Linked DNA regions of Homo sapiens: all the other regions are linked to region 2. A link is a contact called in ENCODE Hi-C or POLR2A ChIA-PET data. All regions are on one chromosome and are shown on one strand. The core of a region is the stretch at or near the end of the contact, and the rest is flanking DNA. Distances in the headings are between cores, read along the strand shown. Region 1 has its middle 10 kb from the start of LINC01858. Region 2 holds the start of ZNF726 (zinc finger protein 726). Region 3 holds the start of ZNF730 (zinc finger protein 730).

Region 1 (2,700 bases), core at 139-2,638, 840 kb before region 2:
TCGGGAGGCCAACGCGGGCTGATCACCTGAGGTCGGGAGTTCGACACCAGCCTGACCAACATGGAGAAACCTCGTCTCTGCTAAAAATACAAAATTAGCCAAGTGTGGTGGCACATGCCTGTAATCCCAGCTACTCGGGAGGCTGAGGCCCGAGAACCGCTTGAACCCAAAAGGCGGAGGTTGCAGTGAGCCGAGATCGCGACTTTGCACTCCAGCCTGGGTAACAAGAGCAAAACTCCGTCTCAACAAGCAAACAAACAAAAAACAGCAACTCAATGTACTGTGGAAACAAACTTGAAGTGGGGCTAGGAAAACAAAAAAAAGAAAACAAAAACAGAAAGATCCCCTGAGCCTCAGCTACTCGGAGGCCGAAAAGAAAGGATTGCCTGGGTGAGCCCGGGAAGGTGGAGGTCGCAGTGAGCAGTAATCGCACCCTCTACTGGATCTTAGCGGTTCTGCAGCCGAGGAGAGCCATCTGGTCCGTCTTAAATATTTCAAGCTGGTGGCCAAGTCCTACACTCTTGGCCGACATCTGGTGGACCCGGCGGCCGGACTGAGAAGCCAGCAGGTAGAGGCCCAGCGGATCCACCCTACAGGCCAAGGGTGGCGCTCGCGGCCTGAAGCTGTTTTTCTGGCATCTAAGTCGCCAACCTTCCTTCCCACCGCGCCCCCAACCCCCATCTGCTGATCGATGTGGGCGGTGGAAAGAGGAGCAAGGGCTCAAGCGCAGGGACTGCCCCCCCGGTGACCATCCCACCCGCGGGGTGGGAGAGGGCAGGGACCCAGACTGCCACCCCCGGGCCCTCACAGCCATACCTGGGATGGGGCCTGCCGGGCCACACCCCCGGACACCTGCAACTGAACCATCCATACCATGCTTCCCCAGCCCTATCCCAGCCGGTGGATCGAGCTGCCACCACCCCCACTCCCAGGAATGAGGGGAGGAGCCAGGAACCAGAGGGGTGGGAGGCCAAGCAGGGGAGCCCCCCAACCCAAGGCACCCACCACGCAGCACGCCGTCCCTTTCGGCGCTCGGAAAGCCCTCGGGCGAACCCCTCCCGAGCCCACCCCTCCCGGGACCTCAGAAGATGGCTCAGGACGGCCCCTGACTCTCCATGGGGACTTGGGAATAAACTCGGCAGGCGCCTCAGACAGTCGGGACCAGCGTGGGCGTCCCTGGCCCCCTGCGTCAGGCCTGGTGGGTCCTGCGGGTCGGGCCTCGGCAGTTGCAGTGCGCTTGGGATCAGCCGGGGCAGCCCCACACTCGGCTCGGGCTGGGAGCGCGGGGACAGCCTCCCAAGCCACAGCCCTGCGCGCCCGACCTCCGACTCACAAGGGACGCGCCAGAGCTCTGGTCCCATTGAGACAGTTCAGCTGAAGGCTGCGGGCCTTCCCGAGCTCCGCCCAGCTCACAGCGGGGACGGTCCCTCCCTCGGCAGCTGCCGCTGGAGCTCCGGAGGACAAGAGAACTTAGAGAGGTGGCCTCAGTGGAGCCCGACAACCAGCGCGAACGTCAACAAGACAGATCGAGATGGCAAGGGCAGCTCGTGGGCGAAATGGATCCACCCGACCCCAGAAATGATCCCCGATACGTGGCTCTGCATAGACCACGACAGAGTCCAGTCAAAGACAACCCGTGGGTGTGGGTGTTTGCAGATGCTTGGAGATGCATCTCAGCGGGAGAAAGAATGACCAGGACTCGGTAGTGGGTGGTTTAGGACACAGGGAGATACAGAATGAGGAGACTGTCCCAGAATCCACACAAAGACGGACAGACGACGAACGGAAGGAAGGAAATAAAACAGAAAAAAAAAAAAGAAAGAGAAGAGAGAGAAAAAAAATGAAGAAAGAGAAAGAAATATCAAAAGAAAAATAGAGAAAATAATGAAAAGAAAAAGGGAAGATGAAAAAGGAAGGAAAAAGGTGGAGAGACACAAAAAGAAAAAGGAAGAAATGAAGGAAAAAAGGAAAGAAGAAAGAGAGAGGGGAAAAAAAGAATACAAAGAAAAAAGAAGAAAATAAAAGAGGGCAGAGCATGGTGGCTCATGCCTGTAATTCCAACACTTTGGGAGGCTGAGGTGGGAGAATCACTTGAGCCTAGGAGGTTGAGACCAGCCCTGACAACATAGTGAGGCCCTGCCTCTACTAAAAGTTAGCCAGGCATGATGCCACATTCCTGTAGTAGGAAGGAAGGAAGGCAGGAGAGGAGGAAAAAAAGGGAGGAAGGTAGGAATGTTGAGAGAAAGGCAGGAAGGAAGACAGGAGGGAATGAAGGAAGTTAGGGACCAGGTTCTACAAGGAGGAAATGTTAAAAAGAAACAGAGAAAAAGAAAGGAAGAGAGAAACACAGGAAGAAAAAGGGAAGGACAGTAAGAAAGAGACAGAAAGGGAGAAATTATGAAAATAGAAAGAAAAGAAAAAAAGTAGAAAGATGAAAATACATCTCTAAAAGAATAATAGGCGGGGCATCGTGGCTCATGCCTGTAATCCTAGCACTTTGGGAAGTCCAGGTGGGTGGCTCATGAAGTCAAGAGATCAGGACCATCCTGGCCAACATGGTGAAACCTCATCTCTACTAAAAATGCAAAAATTTGCTGGGCATCGTGGTGCGTGCCTGCAGTCCCAGCTACTTGGGAGGCTGAGGCAGGAGAATCACACATACACACAAAACCTGCTGCCTCAGGCTTTAAACACACACGT
Region 2 (2,700 bases), core at 150-2,649:
GAACAAACTGTTGTGTATGTAGACATTTAAACAGAGACTCAAAAGGAAACCTATGCTTTGATCAAAACCAAATGTTTTGTGTGTGCTCCAGACTATTTACATAACATAACCCAGGGCATAAAAGTTTTATGCACTCACATCTCTGCCATTTATGTGCTATCAGTGAACCATATATCAGTTTGGTTCTAACAACTGCCCACTTCTTGAAAGGCTTTCCTGTTTAGTTTACGTGGAATAATTTTACTAATTTTGCTTTGCTGTTGTGGAATATATTGTGGTTGTACTCTTTGTGTAGGAATGCAAGACAAGCTCACTAAATGCTTTCTTAAATTGGACGCTTATTAATCTTCTAGACATCACCTTCTTTTGGAACTAGAAGTTATGAACGACCTTCACCATACCAACACTGTCTGACTGAATTTCTCTCTACCCTGAATGCAAGAGACCAATGGTTAGGCAGGAATATTATCGCCCCTAATCAGCCTGAAAAAGTTACAGAAGACGAATCTTTGTCTCTCTGCAACTCTTAGGATTAAGGGTCCTCTTGTAAAGGAAGGCGAAAAATATGTCAGAATCATTTGAACCAGAGCGACTCCGTTTTGAGAGAGAGCTAGGAAAATGACGCTGAGACTCGCTGGGCTGCATTCTCAGTAAGTTAGGCATTCCTAGCCTCTAGATATTTATGGTTAAGGAAATGAATTAATAATGTTTACTAAGCAGAACCAGACGGAGGAGTGTCCAGATATTCCAACATCTGGGGAATAAAGGTATTCCTAATTTTGCTTTAAAGATAATATCGAGTCGGCCAGGCATGGTGGCTCACGACTGTAATCCTAGCATTTTGGGAGGTCGAGGCGGGTGGATCTCCTGAGGTCAGAAGTTCGAAACCAGCCTGGCTAACGTGGCGAAACCCCATCTCTACTAAAAAAAACCAAAAAACAAAAATTAGCCCGGTGTGGCTGTGTGCACCTGTAGTCCCAGCTACTATGGAGGCTGAGGCAGGAGAATCGCTTGATCCCGGAAGGCGAAGGTTGCAGTGAGCCGAGATCGCGCCATTGCACTCCAGCCTGGACAACAAGAGCGAAACTTTGTCTAAAAAAAAAATTATTCACATATTTAATACGTTGAAAAAAAGACAGCAAAGAAGAGAGAAAATTTTTCCGTGTTCTGAGATGGGCCTCGTTCAGCTCCGGGAGGAAGCCCCGCCTGAAAAGGCTGAGGCTTAGGCTGTCAATCTTTCTTCATTCAGCCCAACGTCTGATGACATCTTCTGTCACTCAGGGCCTTAGAAAGCGGGGTTCTTAAACGTTATCCAATCAGAGACGCTGTCCTGGGAACTGTCCAATCAGGCACGCAGCTGGAGCGAACAGGGCGGCTTCCGGGATTTGGCGGGGCCTTTGTCTCTATCTGCGGCCGGAGCTCCAGGTCTCGTCCTCACTACTCTGTGTCTTCTGCTTTTAGGGGCGCAGCCTCTGTGGCCCTGTGACCTGCCCCCTGGAAGCCTAGAAATGGTGAGAGTGCCGGGTGCGACATCCCAAGAGAGGGAACGGGGCTGGCTGGAACCGGTGGGAAGCGGCAGTGGCGGGACTCAGGCCTCCTCGCTGTCAGTTTTACAATCTGCGCCCGAGTTGTTGCCCAGCTCGGCCTCAGTCCCTTCAGCCTTAAGATGGCGGCTGCGCTGACAGCCGGGCTCCCGGGCGTTCTGTCTCTTCACTGCGCAGTGACTGTGCCCTGGCCTGGAGCCCTCTTTGGGCAGCTCTGCACCAGTAGCCCCGCGTCTCTCCCAGATTGTGCAGGGACCATGGGAGGAACGTCAGGGCAGAATCCTGACTCCGGGTGCGGGCTCATGAATGGGAAGAGCTTTGGTCCGTGGGGTTTTCAGGCCATTTTTTCCTATTAAAAATTTATGGGCCTCACTGCAAAAACATTAAATAATTTAAAGTGTGATTCAAAAATTTTAGAGCACCTTGCTGTGGTTTCTAATTTGTATTCCATGGAAGGAAAGGTTTTTATAAGTTTCATCATAAAACCAAATTCCGTAATTGGCTAGGTACGGTTATGTAGATTTTGTTGTTATTTTGTTGTTGTTGTTTTGTTTTCATTTTCTTTTTTTTTTGAGGCAGAGTCTCTGTTGCCCAGGCTGAAGTGCAGTTTCGTGATCTCGGCTCACTGCAACCTCCACCTCCCGGGTTCAAGCGATTTTTCTGCCTCAGCCTCCCTAGTAGTTGGGACTACAGGCGCCTGCCACCACATTTGGCAATTTTTTTTATTTTTAGCGGAGACGGGGGTTTCACCGTGTTGGTCAGGCAGGTCTCGATCTCCTGACCTCAGGTGATCCACCCACCTCGGCCTTCCAAAGTTCTGGGATTACAGGCGTGAGCCACTGCCCCCGTCCTAGTTCTTAATTTTTACAATCAAGGTGGAAATATCATGGTTATGTAATCAGAGCTTAATTGGCAGTTTATAGTTGGTTAAGCGTTAAGCCTGAATTTTGTTTCTGCCAATGTAGTAATTTACAAAAAAATGCTCTTGAGTTTAGACTTTTTTTTTAGAAGTAGAAATCCAGGGACTAGAGCCACCTCAATCTAATTTCCTGCCACTTAATGGTTTTCACACTCCACAGGGGACTGATTTTTTCCCTGAATTTTTCACAAGTGTCCCAAGCAGGGCCTCAAGTCTGCCCCTCATCCCTTATTCCTC
Region 3 (2,700 bases), core at 151-2,650, 800 kb before region 2:
ATAACATAACATGGTGGGTGGGGAAGAGAAGCAAAGTGCCTCTGTTGACAGAAGCAGAAGCTCACCCCCAGAAGCAGAAGCTTACCCCCAGAAGCACAGCTTCCTAGTCAAGAAGCAGTTGTTGATACATGTCTGAAGGAGCTCAGCTGGGACCAGAAGAATGGCCCCAGTGAGCCCAGCCTAAATGGCTGACCATCTCAATTATTACCTAATAAGTTTTGGATGGTTGGTTATGCTGCAATAGCTAACTAATACATGCACCCAGTGCAGATAGGTGCCATGATTTAATGACAGGTTGATTACTAGTTACCTTCTAACAGTGGGCTCCATAAAGGTACTAATATTTTCCCCTGATTTAAAGTTAGATGTGTTGTAAGATAATGTTGAGTAACGCTGCAATACATGTAGATATGTATGCATGTGATTGGTCCTTAGTCCCCGCACGCACAGGAGAAAACGTAAAACTACATCCTGACACTTAGGGCCAAGGCCAAATAGCAAAATAATTTTGCCTTTAATCTGTTTTCTTCATATCTAACATTGGAGGTCCAGACTGTGGACAGATCTGAAGACATAGAGTTTTCTTCCCCTGTGGCCCCATCATCCTTTGTTCAGTGTCTGATCTCTGGAAGAAAGGTGGTCACCAGATAGTGATCTACCTGTGGTTATTCTGCTTTTTCTTTTCTTTTCTTTTCTTTTCTTTCTTTCTTTCCTTTCTTTCCTTATTTCTTTTCTTTCTCTCTTTTCTTTCTTTCTTTTTCTCTCTCTCTTTCTCTCCTCCTCCCTTCCTCCTTTCCTTCCTTCCTTTCATCTCACTCTGTCACCAGGCTGGAGTTCAGTGGTACGATCTCGGCTCATTGCAACCTCCACCTCCTGGGTTCAAGCGATTCCCCTGCCTTAGCCTCCCGAGTAGCTGGGATTACAGGCGCGCGCCACTACTCCCAGCTACTTTTTTTTTTTTTTTTTTTTGTATTTTTAGTAGAGACGGGGTTTCACTTGTTGGCCAGGCTGGTCTCAAACTCCTGACCTCAGATGATCCACCCGCCTCGGCCCCCCAAAGTGCTGGGATTACAGGCGTGAGCCACCGCGCCCGGTCTATGTTCTTTTGATTTGTGAATATTCATATAGCGTATTATTTATAAATACATATGATCTTACACAAAAGGTTAAAGTCAGTACCCTCTGGGGTGGGCCTGTCTCAGTTCAGGGAGGAAGTCCTGCCCGAAAAGGCTGCAGCCTACGCTGTCACTCTTCATTCAGTCCAGCATCTGATCACATCTGTCACTCAGGGCCTGAGGGGGCGGGGCCTTAAACGTTATCCAATCGGGGACACTGGGCGGGGGGCCGTCCAATCAGGCCCGCAGCTGGAGCAGACAGGGCGGCTTCCGGGATTTGGCGCGGCCTTTGTTTCTCGCTGCCGCCGAAGCTCCAATTTTCGTCTGTCTGCTTTGTGTCCTCTGCACGTAGAAGCCCAGCCTGTGTGGCCCTGCGACCTGCGGGTATTGGGAGATCCACAGCTAAGACGCCAGGGCCCCCTGGAAGCCTAGAAATGGTGAGAGTGCCGGTCCGACATCCCGAGAGAGGGAACGGGGCTGGTTGGAACCGGTGGGAAGCGGCTGTGGCGGGACCCAGGCCTCCCCGCAGTCAGCTTCACAATCTGCGCCCAGAGTTCTTGCCCAGCTCGGCCTCAGTCCCCTTCAGCCATACGATGGCGGCCGCGCTGACAGCCGGGGCCCCGGCGTCCTGTCTCTTCCCTGCACTGTGACTGTGCCCTGCCCTGGAGCCCTCTCTGGGCAGCTCTGCACCCGCAGCGCTGCGTCTCTCCCAGATTATGCAGGAACCAGAGAGGATCGTCAGAGGAGAATCCTGACTCGGGCTGCGGGTTCATGAATGGGAAGAGCTTTGGTCTGTGGCGTTCCCAATTCCTCTTTCCTTCTGTTAAAAATTTATGGGAGTCATCACCAAAATATTAAAGAATTTAATTAAAGAATGATTCTAAAATTGTAGAGCACCCAGTTATGGGGTGTAGCTTGTTATCCATGGGACGGGCTTGAAGGAAAGACTTTCATAAGATGCATGATGCAAAAACCCAAATTCAGTAATCGGTTAGGTACAGTTACATAGTTTCTAAATTTGCACCTTGAGCGTACAAATTTTCTGGTTATGTAATCAGAGCTTAATAGGCAGTTTATAGTTTGTTACGCCTAAATTTTGTTTTCCTTAATGTAGTAATTTACAAAAAAATACATTTGAGTTACATTTTTTTTTAAAGTAGGAATCCAGGCATCGCAGCCACGTACCTCGAATTGCCTGTCACTTAACTATTTTCACACTCCACAGGAGACTGATCTTCTGCATTTTTTTTTCATGTTTCTCAAACGGGGTCTCAAGTCTACCCCTCAACCCCCATTCCTCCAGCCTAACTCTGTCTTGCAGTAAAATACTAAATTTCCAGTTTCTTCTGATTATCCCAAATGCCAACTTTCCCTCTCTAATTCACATTATTATCTGTTTGTCCTTTAGGGTACATTTTTGATACTGTATTTTAATTATTTTTTTACAAACCATTGGGTGGGACATTTAAAAAGATTTGTTTTCTGTTTGTAAATATCGCCCATGAAAATAAACCAAAACTAATTCCCTGACACTGTATTGTAAAAAAATCTCTGTGCCTCTTTTTCTTTTGTCTCCCCTAGGCAC

Evidence for each region. A loop is a pair of places that touch in the nucleus more often than their neighbours do. ChIA-PET counts read pairs that join two places held with the same protein, here RNA polymerase II (POLR2A). Pooled maps may share reads with other maps.
Region 1: a loop to region 2 is called in a map with no recorded cell type, with 4 times the contacts of the local background. The contact joins the enhancer-like site here to the promoter of ZNF726 in region 2. A Hi-C loop is called at or near these places in 2 of 37 single-sample maps with no recorded cell type and 1 of 50 pooled maps. POLR2A ChIA-PET finds 5 or more read pairs at or near these places in 1 of 52 experiments (HEK293).
Region 3: a loop to region 2 is called in a pooled map, with 5 times the contacts of the local background. The contact joins the promoter of ZNF730 here to the promoter of ZNF726 in region 2. A Hi-C loop is called at or near these places in 1 of 37 single-sample maps with no recorded cell type and 2 of 50 pooled maps. POLR2A ChIA-PET finds 5 or more read pairs at or near these places in 1 of 52 experiments (WTC11).

Annotation. Positions count from the first base shown.
Region 1 is chr19:23,069,988-23,072,687 of GRCh38, forward strand. No RefSeq gene overlaps it. Among named protein-coding and RNA genes, the nearest start is that of LINC01858, 10 kb to the left of the region's middle. Within about 2 kb of position 1,389, at least 2 of the 41 ENCODE cell types and tissues checked have a DNase peak (open chromatin) inside an H3K27ac peak, as active enhancers do.
Region 2 is chr19:23,913,487-23,916,186 of GRCh38, forward strand. ZNF726 (zinc finger protein 726) reads left to right here and starts at 1,400. Exons shown (of 4, transcript NM_001244038.2): 1 at 1,400-1,511. The coding sequence starts at 1,509.
Region 3 is chr19:23,115,625-23,118,324 of GRCh38, forward strand. ZNF730 (zinc finger protein 730) reads left to right here and starts at 1,401. Exons shown (of 4, transcript NM_001277403.2): 1 at 1,401-1,552. The coding sequence starts at 1,550.